Linked DNA regions of Homo sapiens: region 1 is linked to region 2. A link is an interaction called in ENCODE POLR2A ChIA-PET data of the cell type or tissue named here. Cell type or tissue: A673. All regions are shown on one strand.

The links. ChIA-PET counts read pairs that join two places held together with the same protein. Peaks named below come from ENCODE experiments on the same cell type or tissue, not always from the same donor. Only the 100,000 strongest peaks of a DNase experiment are listed, where the experiment ranks them.
Region 1: POLR2A ChIA-PET joins it to region 2 with 6 read pairs; 2 of 35 experiments call an interaction of 5 or more read pairs at or near these places.

Annotation. Positions count from the first base shown.
Region 1 is chr15:35,264,515-35,272,514 of GRCh38, reverse strand. It overlaps a transcript of DPH6 not described here. Among named protein-coding and RNA genes, the nearest start is that of MIR3942, 100 kb to the left of the region's middle. In A673, no CTCF peak of the experiment used is centred here; no DNase peak of the experiment used is centred here.
Region 2 is chr15:35,423,745-35,431,744 of GRCh38, reverse strand. The region is part of intron 5 of DPH6 (diphthamine biosynthesis 6); the gene reads left to right. LOC124903464 (a long non-coding RNA gene) reads left to right here. Exons shown (of 2, transcript XR_007064580.1): 1 at 1-1,424; 2 at 1,778-8,000. Among named protein-coding and RNA genes, the nearest start is that of MIR3942, 55 kb to the right of the region's middle. In A673, no CTCF peak of the experiment used is centred here; a DNase peak (open chromatin) is centred at 4,424.

The DNA.
Region 1 (8,000 bases), 160 kb after region 2:
GGGTGTTTGGCCCTACCTGGAACACTGGGGATTACATTTCAACATGAGATTTCAAGGCACAAACATCCAAACAATATCAGCAAGGACATAATTCAGTCCATAACATCATGCTTCCTAGATGTTAGCCCTTATTATAAGCACTTTGGATATAAAGTCTTTCCTTAGTTTCCATGGGGGAAAACTTACAGGACCCCTATGGACACCAATATTCACAGATACTCAAGTGCCTTATATTAAATGGCCATAGTGTCTGCACATAACCTATATACATCCTCTTGTATACTTTAAATCATCTCTAGATTAATTATAATATCTAATACAGTGTAAATGCTATATAAATATTTGTTATACTCTATTGGTTTTTTGTGTTTTTTTATTGTATTGTTATTTTTATTGATTTTTTAAAATATTTTTGATCTGTGGTTGGTTGAATCCACAGAAGCAGAATCCATGGATACAGAAGGTGAACTGCATTGTCTTTAATGTTCACAAACACCCTATAAAATAGATAGTATTTTACCACCATTTCATAAATAAGGAAAACAAAGAAAACATGAAGTAAGTAACTTGTCTGAGGTTACATAGTTTATAAATGATGAAGCCAAGTTTAAACACAGCTGTGTGGTTATAGAGTTCATGCCCTTGAACACTGAGCTAAACTGCCCTGCTGAAGCCAACAGGACTCCCTTCTGTCATCTCTGTTTCTATCTAGGTGTTTGCTCTACCTCGCAGCGTAGCTTTCTCTGATTCTTAAGTCCATGGGAGAAACATCCCCAGCCCTCAGCCCCAGAGATTCCATGTTTCAATTCTCAATCCCCATCCTGTATGTCTGGGACAGAGAATTCTACCACCATCGTGGGTCAGCTTTGCCCTGCATAGTGCCTGACAATATTGATTGAAGAAGTGAATACTTGAGTGGTCACTATGTATTACTCCAACTGCCTCTACTCTATATGTGTAACTGTAACTGGCAAAATGGATGAGTCATGCTCTATTGGTGCTTACTGGTCTTGTTATCCTGTTATTCTCCCCTGAGATGGCACCTCGATTCAGATGCTTTCCTTTGAAACAACTTTAATTGATATGGGTGTTTTTTATCAAATGTTTTTTTCTTCTTCTTGCCCTGAGGAAATGTTTGCAAAGAATATATTTTCATATCCCTTTTCTTCAAGTTATGAAATGAAAGCTACCCAATTGGGGGTAGGGGGTGGGGTTGATGAAAGCCAGAAAGGGTGAATAATGCCTGTTTGTGTGTTTGTTTGTTTGTTTAACTCCATTGACCTTTTATTTAACCCTTCTTTTCCTATGGGAACTGTCAGAGGTTTGGGCAGCATGGCAGCTTTTTGGGATAAGTGTTAGTTACACACTGTGAAAGAAGTTTGGCTGAACTAATCCTTTTGTAGGGAAGCCTTATGTTTGGCTGTCAGTGGTTTCCTGGACGTATTTATACCCTACCTCAATTCTAAATCCTCTCTATCTGATTAGACCAATAACTAAAAACATGCAGTTTGTAGGTAGATGGTCTTCGCTTCAGCTCCCATTTCTATCAGTTTACAAGCTTTGTGACCTTTGGCAAGTTACTGAACTTCTCTGTGTCTGTGTACTGAGCTATAAAATGAAAAGGATCAAAGGATCTTTACATCGTAAAACTGCTATGAGATTTAAATAAAAATGTATTTAAGTATCTTGTCTGTGTTAGAAGCTCAACAATTGGCTTTCTTCTCATTTCCTTATTAGGAGAATGTAACCGTAATAAAAATATGTAGTGGACTAGATCCTTCTAGGAAGTTGTCATTCCCTACAAACACAAGAGCATTTCAAAGGAATATTTAGTATTTCAAGATATTAGAGTGTATTAGGGAAATAACTTAGGTTTTTTCTAGGTGCCCTTAAAGAAGTAAACTAGACACAGCCTCCACTATTGTGGACCAAATGCATTAACCAAGTCCAAAAACTGTAGAAATAACTACGGAAAAATCACTGTAACTGCATTATCAGATTACTACTTGAGGCACAATTCATGAAGGCTAGAAAAAATGTATAACCTTAGATCCTACCTACTTCTATTCAAAATTTGAGAACCAAAGCCCAGATGGTTCTATTTACCATCAAAATTATCTCACCTTTAACTTACAATACAGATAACAAAATAGCTGACAAGATCAGCAGAACCGATGCACTCCATTCATAATATTGTTTCTCTGAAAATGATTTTCCACTTCAATGCAACATGGACTAAAGACTATAGCAAGTAATCTTTTATTTCCTTTCTTTCTTCTTCTTTTTTATTTCTTATTTTCCTAATTGGTGCCAATAGATACCATTCTTTTGGTTGCTAACAGACAATAGTTCAACTCAGTGGATTGCATCTTACATTTCAGTTAATGTTCAGAGTTTAGAAACACACCCTTAACAAGGCCGGGCGCGGTGGCTCACGCCTGTAATCCCAGCACTTTGGGAGGCCGAGGCGGGCGGATCACGAGGTCAGGAGATCGGAGATCGAGACCATCCTGGCTAACATGGTGAAACCCCATCTCTACTAGAAATACAAAAAAGATTAGCTGGGCGTGGTGGCAGGTGCCTGTAGTCCCAGCTACTCGGGAGGCTGAGGCAGGAGAATGGCGTGAACCCAGGAGGTGGAGCTTGCAGTGAGCCAAGATTGTGCCACTGCACTCCAGCCTGGGTGACAGAGCAAGACTCCGTCTCAAAAAAAAAAAAAAAAAAGAAACACACCCTTAACAATGTGAAAGAAATAAAGAATACATAAAATGAAGTCCTGGCCGGGCGCGGTGGCTGCGCCTGTAATCCCAGCACTTTGGGAGGCCGAGGCGGGCGGATCACGAGGTCAGGAGATCGAGACCATCCTGGCTAACATGGTGAAACCCCGTCTCTACTAAAAGTACAAAAAAAATTAGCCGGGCGTGTTGGCGGGCGCCTGTAGTCCCAGCTACTCGGGAGGCTGAGGCAGGAGAATGGCGTGACCCCGGGAGGCAGAGCTTCCAGCCTGGGTGACTCCGTCTCAAAAAAAATAAAAATAAAAAAATTAAAAATAAAATGAAGTCCTAAAATTCACGGAAATAGGTTTATCCTTACTGACTAAAAGCCCTAAATAAGTCTAAACATCTCATTTTGTTCAAGGATTTCTGGGGTTGCATTGAGTTCTCCTTACTCTTAGAGAGATTTAATCAGACCATATAATCAGATAGTTTGTCCTAAGAGCAAGCAATAACTACTAAATTTAGGAATGTTCATAAGAAAACAGTGAAGAAGAAAAAAAGGAATATACATTTTACATTTTAAGGAATTGGAATGATTTAACTTAGGAAGGAATAACTTTGAGAAGAACTAATAGTCTTCCAACATATGAAATAATTTATTTAGGTAGTCCTCATAATATGTTTTCTATTTTTATAGGATATCAGGGGATAAGTCTGAATAGCAGCAGAAGACTTGGGGATTGATATTGGGGAGTTATTGTAAATGAGCTGTCAATCAATATAATTATTTTCTCAGAGACTTACATAATTAAAAAGGTGATTTTCATGTTGGAAACATTCATCTTGGCATTATTTTACATGAAAGCTATTTAATATTCTTTATTTTAATTATATTTGATTCTCCTCTGCCTAATGGTCTTTCCTGCCCTCTTCCTACCTTGCCAGCCTTGTTTTTCCTATCTGATTTTCCTCCTCATGTGCCCTCACAGTAGTTAATTCTACAAAGCCCAATTCCTGGTCCTTTGTTCTTTTTATACCTTTTTTTTTTTTCCATTTTTTATACCTTCAATTAATTGGCCCATCTGTCCCTAAGGTTCTGTAACATGACTTCATGTTTAACTTCCTTTTAATCTTATGTTTTCAAAAATATATAGTATTAGAAGATATACTGTAACCACCTCACCCTCACTAAGTTTTTTCTGCTTTCCCCTAAAAAAATTTTTTTAAAGCAGCAGAAGAAAAAGACTCCTCTTTCCCATTGTTTTTTTTTTTAGAGCTGCAAACTCACAAATCTTACAGGCTCCCAAAATAGGAGACCTCAAGTCACTTTTGAATATTTTGTCATCATCTCTGCATTGAATATGTCACCCATTCTTTCCTTAATAATATCTCTCAGACCTGTATTTTCACCTTCATTCCTACCATTGCTATTCTTACCACATTATATCTGCACTACTGCAGTTGCCTGTCTGTTCTATCTAGCTTCAATCTTCCACCTTCCTACTTCTTGCTGCAAATATGGCTACACCATTTTATTTTATTAATGATACACTCTTGCTCAAACTCCTTCAGTTTTCTTTTATTTATTTATTTATTTATTTATTTATTTATTTATTTATTTATTTTTTGAGACAGAGTCTCGCTCTGTCGCCCAGGCTGGAGTGCAGTGGCACAATCTCGGCTCACTGCAAGCTCTGCCTCCCAGGTTCACACCATTCTCCTGCCTCAGCCTCCCGAGTAGCAGGGACTACAGGCGCCTGCCACCACGCCCGGCTAATATTTTGTATTTTTAGTAGAGACAGGGTTTCACCATGTTAGCCAGGATGGTCTTGATCTCCTGACCTCATGATCTGCCGGCCTCGGCCTCCCAAAGTGCTGGGATTACAGACGTGAGCCACCGCGCCTGGCCTAGTTTTCTTTTGTATACTACACACCAAATTCAAACAGTTTTGCTTTGCTTCCATTAGGTTATATTGGTAGCACTAGGATCCTATTTGAGCACTGGACTAAGAAACCCAAGAGTCCTCATACCTTCCTCTACTATAAATCTCATGAGGCTCCAAAGGGAGATAAATACACAAAAAGGGATGGCAAATGAATAAAGATGAGTTGTATGTAACATTAACAAGGTGTCTGAAACCATCAGGCTATTCTCGAAAACTGATGAACAATTAGAAGTTTAGGCCTAAACATAGCTTCTCCATCTCCAAAAGCCAGATATTGCCACAAACAAATCATCAAGCATGAGATAATTAGAATTCCCCGGAAGCTAAGAGCTCTTAGGATTGGGGAAGATAGAGAGACCAAGAGACAGGCAGTAAGGAAGTAGGAATAAGGGCCTGCCTTGAAAAAAGTGTATCCCTTTGCCTGATAGGTGAAAAAATAGCATCAGCAGCAGAGGAGAGCTAGCTGAACCAAGAAGGCCTCAGTCCTGCTGCAGATCTAGTTTCAGTGGTAGAAGAGAAGAAGCAAAGAGCATTCATCCTTGTGTGTGACCTTTTGGCACACATAAGTAAAAATGGTCCAGTACAGATCAAGGCATCTCACCCAATCTGATCAGCAGCTCCTCCCTGCCCACTCACAACAGTTTACAAGGCTCTTTGGAAGCAAGCCCTTGGCAGCCTTATTTTTCATTGCTCTCAGTTTTGTTTTTTTTACTGCACTTTATACTGTCCATGCACATTTCCACTTCTTGGATTATATATTTTATTTATCCTATCCTTCATATATCCAGATCCTTGTATCCTTTCAAGACCAGTTTATGACTGGCCTCCTCATTGAACTCTACTATTGCTGCCCACAGTGATTATAAATGCCTCCAAATTTCTATGAATTTTATTATTATTTTACTCAGTTTTGCACTTAGTTGTCCACTAATCATTTTATTTCTGTATTAATGTTATGTATTATAGTATATATGTATGTAAACTCCTTGAATGCATGAACCATGTCTTTCTTTTCTTTCAAGTAAAGCTCCTAGCATAGTACCTATTGTATTGTAGAAACACAGAGCTACAAAGACAATAGAAAACAATTATTACTGATTATTGGTTGATTAAATAATTACCTTTTGATTCTTAAGTTATGTCTATGTGGTACTGTTAAAATAAAATCATAATGGAAGTATATAGCCTGTTCTACCTCCTTTAGACATTTGATACCAACCAGGAGTAATATTCAAAATACTTAACAGGCATTATCGAACTAGCACTGGCCAATCAGAACAGATTCTGACTGCTACAATATTAAATTTATGTTAGTTGCTTGACAGTGCAAACTCTAACTAGTTCAGAACTAAAATAAATTGAAAGTTTAGTCCCTGATTTGCCAGAGATTAACAATCTGTAGCCATATATTATATATCTTAGCTGACTTTTTATTAGCCTACCTACAAAGCCAATAAAAGCCAATTAAGCTAATTGAATACTTAACCTGATCATGCTTTCCTTTCCCCTCCTGCTATAATAGCCCTCCTGTTTATATATACCATATATGATTGCCTCTTTCATACGCTGTCTACTTCAAACTTTGATAGACTGATAAGCATCATATTTGGAATGTCATGGTTCACAGTACATGATAAGCATCTCCACTGGCTACTCCTGTAAGTTTGCTGTTACAATACGAAGCATTACTGAATAGCAGCCTGTGCCCTGGGAATGATATAATTAAGTCCCTTCTGATTACTTCTTAGGTAGAAATTACTTTTGGCCTATATGTTTTTAGATTACACATACTTTTACAAAAACATATTTTTGTAAAAGAACATTTTGTAAAGGACACATGTAAGAACATGTGTCCTGGAGAACTTGTATTCAGATTCAACCAGTTAAAACTAAACTAAATTGTTTGTAGAAGTAGCCCTCTACAAACTTCAATATCAACAAAGCAATTTAGGTGTTTTGTTACATTGAATCAGTGACACTATAATGTTACTTCACAATACTGCTACGCCATGACTATCATATGACAGCGATATAAAAGAAAGACTTTTTTTAACTTGTCAATTTACTTTTTAAAACATGTTTTTTGCATTGGTTTCATATTTTACCTGTCAAGTGGTGAAAATTTGTATTTCTAAACTAAACTGTAAAATATTATGGGGATTAGTGACTGTGTTTTTAAACACAATAGATTAGTTTCAAATCCCAAAATAAAAGCTACGGAATTTTTTTTAAAGGCAGAGAAATGTCTTGCTGGGTGCTAACACCTTCAGAAGCTATTATTACAGTGTAGCAGAGGAGGACTCTTGCAGATGGAGAGAGCAGTGTTAAGATTCACACCAGACCTTGTCCTTCTATGCCTTTTCCCCCTGTGCAAAGGAATCTGTCAAATCTTATTCCTTTCTTTGAAGAAATGCCTAAAGAATGTCAGTTCAGTCTGGCTACACTTAGACATCATGTGGAATATTGTGGATGCCTTCAAGAGAAAAAGACATTCTGAAAAATGTAATTTAGGGGTTATCAAAAGGAAGTATTTTGGCTTTTTGTGGCCGGGCTGAAAGTTTACTTCTTTTTCATAATAATGGTTTCTTACACTTATACTGTCCTTTTTTTTCCTTTCAAAGCATTTTAAGATTGAATATCTTTTTTAATTCTTATTATATTCTAGATTTGATTTGAAGTTATTTTACTATGTTTATAGTAAAACCACAGTACTGTTATTTTGTGTTTTCTGACCGCTAGCTTGTGTGGTTATTTTTCTAGATGGATTATTTTTCACTGTATGGACTATAGACAGCATGGCCCAATCTAGAATGACATAACTGTTTCTCTCAGTAATAATTATGAACATCGGAGTGTAATGTACTTTCAGTCAGTTCCTTCTGAATGTTCGACAAGACTCTCCAAACCCTGCTTTTCATGTTATGCTCATAATCTGCCTATGGAGGCCAAATGTCTCATCAGTAAAGTCTTCCTTGACCCCCAAAAGAGTTAGGCACTCTACCTTTCTTCTCTCAGAACATCTTGCACACAATATTGACATTGGGAATTCAATTATAGTTCTATGTCATATTTATCTCTGTATTCTCAGTACCTAGCTCAGTAAATGTTTGTTGAATGAATGAATGAATGAATGTACAAATGAACATGCGTGGTATGCTTTGTTGTGCCAAACTGGTACTTTATTTAAAGGCCATTCCACCTGACTGCTGCTGGGCTCCCACCCACTGAATCTCAAATTCACCAACATGATTGGGAGATACAAGAGCTACTTAAGGAATTTCCTTACTAACTTCAATTAAAATTAAAAATAGTAAGCCTTTTGTTTTTCAAAGAGTGC
Region 2 (8,000 bases):
CTGCTTTTTATGATAATTAACTGTCATTTCTCCTTAGACTTTTCAATTTATGTCTAACATCAACATGCTTGTCCCCATTATATTTCTTTCTTATGGATTCCTTTCTTATGGATTTTTTTCTCTAATTCTTGTAACAAAATTGTTGTTCCAGGAAAGTATACCTAGTTAATTTGGGTCTTTATAGCCTCTGGCACCCTGCTGTTTATGTGCCTTAGCTTAAGGAGCACTTCTTTATTTGATTATGGCTTAACTTGATTTTCAGGAAAGAGTACTGGACTCAAAGTCAAAATCTGTACATTTTTTTTCCTGATTTAATCACTCGTTAACCTTGCAACCTGGAGAATTCACTTCACCCCAGAGCCTCCATTTTCATAACCTCCCTTTTATCAGTAAAACCATTGTTTTACTACTTATCCTAAAGATTTACTACTAAAATGGGGCCATAGGTACAAAAGTTTCTTGAACAGTTTAACATATTACACACATTATTACTGCTAGATAGGTATAGGGGTAATTATGAATGACTTTTGACGTATGTGAACAAGTGAATTCATTGGTTAAGCTTTTTTCATATCCTTCGTTTGCCGCTTTTTCTGTTTGACAAAGAAGAATCTTGGGTGTTATATAACTGTGCTGCAACATAAATTCAGTTACCTCTCTTTCTTTTCTCCACCTTTAAAAATTATTGAGAGTTTTTCACACAACAGATGGAATATAGGCAAGAAAAATAAAGTCTATGGTTTTCAATGGAACTGGAAGTAGGAGGTTTTGTTTTTGTTTTTGTTTTTGACAGGCTCATAAAAGCCACTGTCTAAACTGGGTAAATCTTGGGTCTTTTGGCTTCCTATACTGTACTTGTAATTTCACATTTTTATTTGCATTGTCACATTAAAGATATTTCAGATAAGATACAGCTATGGGTTTTAGGAAACTGGAGCAGTGTCACAATTTCTAAATAATAATTTTTTTAACTGACCTTAAAACATTTAACTTGAAAATTACAGGAAATGCATTTATAGTTGACATTGATGATGACTTACACTAATTTTTCTGGAAAGAAATGTTTGTATTAAGCAGTTGAAAACATAATTATAATGGTTATTGCACAAAGCCCAGCTTTATAGGGTCTTAAAGAACAAATACCACAAATAGTTTTAGATCATGATTAGATTAAAAATCACTGGTTTTATTTCATTTTTTTTTTTTGGCTACAGGATAAAGAAAAGATCTTATCAGAATAAATTTCTCACCTGCCTTGGGCAGGAGTCATTAGATGTAAGCAAATTTAATGGAGCCTGTGTGCTCTGGGGCCATTCAGCTGTGCTTCAATAATTGCATTTTTTTTTTTTTTCAGTATGAAGGTTGTTTAACATATCAAGTGGCAAAAAAAAAGTTAAAGTACAAGTTGCCTATTTATCTTTCAGGTAAATAACCATAGGTACTTTATAAACTGAGTAGCAATGAATGCATTAACAAATAATAAACTCCAGTCAGGAAAAGAAAATGCTGCTGATAGTGTGCAATTATTATTTCTGTGTCCCTCCTTCATTAGCATTCACATGACTTCAAACTGCTTCTGTCCTTTTTCCCCTTCATTCAATTTACTTTCACTGGAAAACTTTAAGGTTCACTTAACATATATTTGAACAGGTCAATATCATTTTTGATGATTTCTTTTTAAATTCAGCCTTTACAAACAAATTAGCAAGGTTAACTTACTGCAAGATCCAGATCCACATTAACAAATGAATTTTTTTCTTGTTCTTTTCCCCCACAGACTGGATTTCGGTCTTCTATCCACAATCTTCTAGGATCCAGCTTCTGTTCAATCAGTGTTTTGATTTTGCAACTCTAACTCGTAAATATTACACACCAAAGTAACAGCTAAGATAAAACAGCGTTAACAAAATATTATTCATATTAGGAACAGATTTTTTCATTACAGATATCCTTTCAATATTGAATTCTGTTTGATATTTAAAATGTAATTTAATTCCCTTATATAGTTTTTCAGAGACACATCTCTTTAGGAAAGATACCATATTCTGTATATCTATAAAAATGTGTGTATGTAAGGGTGGTAAGATAAAACAAATGACTTAATAATTAACCCATAATTACTTAAACAAATGGACCTAATATGAAGTTGATAGTAGGTCAGTATCAACATGGGAAAAGGACCCTACTGACGTATTATATCATTATTTCTTTATTCAACACTTTTCACTCTTTTAAACAGCTATTTGAATGAGCACTTGAAGGGCATGCTGATGAAATTTGCAAGTGACACAGTTGTTATTGAAATAGCTAATACTTTGAATAATAGAATCAGAATTCAGATTCATATTAAATGATTGGAATTAGGGACTAAAAATGACGAGGTAAAACAAAATAGAGGTAAATATAAACAGTTCTGAATTTCAGTCCCTAAAACCAACATTGTAAAATCAAATGGGAGAGATATTGCTAAACAATAGCACTGAAGAGAAAAGTCATAGAGGTTTTATGACAGTATGCTTAATATGTGTCTGTGGTACATTGTGGCTGCCAAAGCAGCTAAGGAGATCTAAGGGGTTCTATTAACAGAGTTAATGTGGAACATTGTGTTTTGTTATAGGTACCTTTATTTAAGAAGGTTGTGGCTGTAGTAATTTAAGGAAAAGGCAGTATTCTGTAAACAATTGGATCTCAATTCTGTGCAAAAGTCATTCATAGAAAAAATCCTGAAAACTAAAATGATAATGTATTAGCAACATATCTTCAGAAATTTTATAATATGAAAAACTTAAATTTTCTTTTTTATGTTTTTCTATATTTCCTACAATTAACAGAAATTGCTTTTTGTAAAAGGGAAAGATTGCATAAAAGTGGGACACAGAAACAAATGTAATTCGGTGAGTAGAGAGTGACCAGAACAATGAAAGGACAAGCAAGTGGTACCATATGAGGGCTATTTAAAGGAGCTATATATTTAGCCTGAAGTAAAGGCAGCAGGTTACTGGGCCAACGAGAATGAGGATTTTTATAGCAATTCACAATGTTTGAAAGTCCACTGGTACTTTCTTTGGCTTCAGAGGACAATTCAAAGAGCAAGTGGAAGTTATACAGTGAAACAGGTCTTAGCGTGTGTGGCATAGAAACTTTCTAACATTTGGAGCTCCCAAATTGTGACCCAGGAGATTGCCCCAGGCCCATGGGTAGATTTCTTCAAGATTCTACTGCATGTCCCTTGTTTTTTTCCTGTATAATACTGCTTCTTTGACAGAAGAGTTAATTGGAGTGTGTAGAACTGTTTTAGCTGTAGACTAAGTTTGCTTTTTGGAGAGAAATTCCATTCTTCCTTGATGGCTTCTGGCTCCACCCTTAAAGGATGAAGATTTGCCTCCATTAGATAATTTCAAAACAATATGCAACTGGCTCTGAAGACAGTTTTATAGAAAAATTTTTAGAAGTAGTTTGATCCAGGGCATCAAACTATTGGATAAGCTATATACTATTGGATAAGCATATAGTATTCAAAGGTGACAACTTCAAAGGAGACAGCCCTCATTTAAATACATAAAAAAACTGTCTTATTACTTTATCACTTGTTAGTTTTCATTAAAATTTGATGCTTACACAGACACAGTGATGAGAAAATTAAACTCGTGTGGCTTTCCGATTCTATTTGATACATAAAAATCTTGCTGCATGCTTATTATGCCATTGCCTCCTGGTCTACTTTCCTTCTTGGTTTGGGAGCTCATCTTCCCTTCCATATTCTTAGGCTGCCTCTTGTCTGCAGTGAAATTCCTTTTTTGTGTATTTTTTCTTTTTTTTAATTTGAAGGTGATCTATGCTTCTGGAAGAGGTAACCCCATTGTAGGGAAGAAAAGAAAGAGAAATTGTCCCTGAAACTTTGTTTTCATTACTTAGCAAGTTTTACAGTTAATGACAGAAGTTTCTCCTGTGGCCTTTCCTTCCAAAGACTGTGCTTATTTATTTTCCCCAATACTCTCATGTGACCTTGTTTAAAGCTTCATGTAATTCCCAAATAAATTACATTTACTGGTTTACTTCTATCTAGTATTTTATTGACATTTCCAGATAAGTTTAATAGGATGGAGAGAAACAGTGTTCTCTTTATAGACTCAGTGGGCAATTTGACCTTAGCAGGTTAACCTTATCCTGATGTTGAAGGAAGCTATTCTTAATTAGACTCTATCAGTTTCTCCATTATCACCAAGAGAGCCTCTGGTCTGTAATTCCATAAAATCTTAATTCGATTATTTTTCTTTCTGAAAGAAAAGCTTCATATTAGCAAAATCGCAATATTTGGAAATACTTGCTTGTTTTCCAAATACATTGCATATCCTCATCTGTAGCTCAGCCATTTCACACTTTATTTCCTTCAGAAACTCTCAGTTGAATACCATCTGGCCATGGTGATTTATTGCTGTGGAATTTCTCAAGTTGCTCTATTATTTCCTCCTAGGAGATTGCTCTCTACTACTACCCCACTGTTTTTCTCAGAAAGTGCCCTTGGAATAGTCGTTTCCTCACTCTCCTGTACAGCAGAGGTCAATGCAAAATAAAACTAAACTAAACTTCTCTGCTTCTTACATCCTCTAAACCTCACATCCTCTTTACTTGCTGTCCTCATTACCAGAGGAGAAACTCAGCCGTTAGTCCTACCACTCATGGTGTCTATTTAGTCCTTGTGTTTCCTTTTGTCTTTTTTTTTATCTTTTTTTTTTTTTAGATTCTTTCTTCCCCTGACAGTACATTTTTGGTATTTAATTCAGGGGGAAAAATGTCATGTTATAAGATGTTTTAGATATTTTCAACGTGTTCATAAATGTCTCTATGGAATTGTTTCAAGGTTGTTTTTTTTTTTTTAAACCATCCACAAATTTCTCTTTTGACCTTTCAGATAATGTCACAGTATATATATCTCTCATGGCCAGTGTCCTTATATGTCTTCCTAGAAACCTGGATGGTTCTTTAAACTTTTTACTTTTCTCTCAGAGGGCTGCTAACCAGATTTTTTCTTCAGATTTTTAACATATACTTTTTGAAGTCTCACCTTTTGGGTTAACATTAAGAGATGCCCATACCAATTAGAACATGAGCTTGAATTGTGCAGCCTTCCCAATTTCTGAGTTCTACTCCTACACATACTAACCTGTGGTAATTCCTATATTTTACATTAATCTTATTCCTCTTTCATACCTGCCCCAATAAGCCAAGATAAGGTATGTTAATTAATGCTTCTACACATCGTGTTCTTCTGTCATTTATTTGGCTAATAATGGACATAATTAAAATCATTCATTGCAATAACCTTCTTAGAAAAGAATGCTGAACAGTAAAGGTTAAAAGCAATTTGTATTATTCTTTTATATTCTATAGTTAACATTTTTACACCTGAACTTTGTTCAAATAATTATTTTGTTTAAAAAAGGTTACTTAATGTGCTTTCAAGTAGAGTTAATTGTGATTTGAATATATTTCTACCTTTATGCAAAGTACCTTAGCAGAGAATTTTTGAATTTTATAACTGAAGTATTGAAACATCGAAAGTTGAAACTTTCAAAACTCCCAACATGTGTTGTAAATTATCTACCATTTTCAACTTAAGAAAAAAAAAGAGTTAAATACAAATTTCGAGTACTGTATGTGTGATACAGTCTTTCCTTAAGTTTCAAATACAAATACCAGTAGTCACACAGCCACCTGAAGAGAGTCTCTATTTGCTCAGTTTATAAAGGGGAGTAACAGATTATAACAGCAGGGGAAGGAAATGCTGGTTTTGCTTATTTTATTGCTAGCATATCATTTTCTTCACTGGGTAAGGCAGGCTGTCCTAAAAGTAACTTAGGCATATAACTTTTTGGTGCTGGTTATATGGATAGGATATATATGGATATATGAGATATATATATATATATATATGTCATGTCATATATATATATATGATATACATGGAAAGGATGTCTTTCTTGAATTTTGGAATAGATTGAGTCTATCCATCCCAAAGCTACTTTGTACACACACCCATACACACACACACCCATACACACACACACATACACACACACTTCCATATATATCTTATATATGGATATGTATGTACATTAGATATGTATATAGGTATGTTTTATACATATATATTACCTGCCAAGAAATATGCACTATATCGTAATTCTAAAATTTGTCTTTCTACCTGTATCTCAACCAATGGCTCCAATTTCTTCTGATCTTTAAAAAATATGTTAATTGTAATATTTACAAATAAATAGGAAAAGATTCTATTTTAATGAATGCTAGTATGAAAGTTAACCCTCTGTAGTAAAACATATGGCTCTGTCAGGCAACTTACACTATAATAGCTTTCATGATAATATGTAACAGTTAATTAAAAACTCCTTCTGAAAAGGTAAACCAGCAAGTGTTTTTCTGTTTCTCTATGTAGTAGTCAGATTATTTAATGGCTGTACTGTCCAGGAGGATATTTGTACCTTAATACAAATACCATTTCTTACTTGGCATGATTGGAAAGTGAGACATACTATCTTAGCTGAGAGCCCAACATTTATGTATTAAAACTTCTTGGAGCAAGGGTATGTTATAACATTTGCAGGGCTTGTCCTCCAGTGAATTGTCTTATAGAAAATACTACTTGTATTGGTTGCTGTCTCAACTATATGTGAGTACATTTGCAGAAATGTACGTAGGTCACATTCAGTTTAATTTTACATGAGAACCAGATAAGGAATTCTATCTCACAACACAGGGTCTGAAGGAGGCTGTAATCAGGGTTCTCCAAAGTTTCCTGTACTTTCTTTTCTAGCAAGTTATTCTTGTACTGGAGAAGTCAAAGGACAGCTTTTTCTATTAATTTGATTCCATCTTCACTCAAGCAGGATTAAGTTCAAGTCCTAGGTATATTCATAGTATTCTTTCCCAGTTTTTCAGTCCTGATATATTCTTCTCCTTTATTCAGTAATCTTTTCAGTGGTGTTTTCAATTGGGAAGAGAAGAAAAGGAAAGAATTAGATGCCAGTGCTTATATAACCATCTTGCCCAGAAGTATTATTGAAGGATTTTGAAATAGAAAATTATCAGATTACAGTACAAGGCAAGGATGCCCACTCTTGCCACTTATATTAAACATTGTACTAGAAATCCTAGCCAGAGAAATTAAGCAAGAAAAAGAAATAAAAGACATTCAAATTAGAAAGAAGAAAGCAAAATTATTTCTACTTACAGATAATATCATACATATTGAAAAGACTTGACAAAAAAAAAAATCCTGTTAGAACTAATACATAAATTCAGTAAAGTTGCAGAATATAAAATCAGCATACAACAATCAGTAGCATTTCTATATGCAAATAACAAACTATCTGAAAAGGAAATCAAGAAAACAGTCACATTCACAATAGCGACAAGAAGAATAAAATAATTAGGAATAATCTTAACCAAGAAGTGAAAGTCTTGCACACTGAAAATTGTAAAATATTGCTGAAGGAAATTTAAAAAGTCAAACATTAATGGAAATACAGCCATATTCTTGGATTGAAATAATTAATATGTTAAAATGTTCATATTACCCCAAGTGATCTACAGATTCAATGTAATCCTTATCAAATTCTCAATGGCATTCTTTATAAAAATAGAAAAAAAAATCCCAAAATTCATATGGAACCACAAAAGACCACAAGTAGCCAAATTAATCTTTAGGAAGAAGAACAAAGGAATCAGTTTCTGATTTCTAAACATATTATAAAGCTAGGGTAATGAAAACAGAATGGCACTGGCATAAAAACAAGTATAGAGACCAATGGAATAGAATAGAGAGCCTAGAAATAAATGTACACATCTATGGTCAACTGATCTTCCACAGGGGTGCCAAAACATACAATGGGAATGGATAGTCTTTTCAATAAATGGTGCCAGGAAAATTATCCATATCTACATGTGGAAGAAGTGGACCCTTATCTCACACCATATACAAC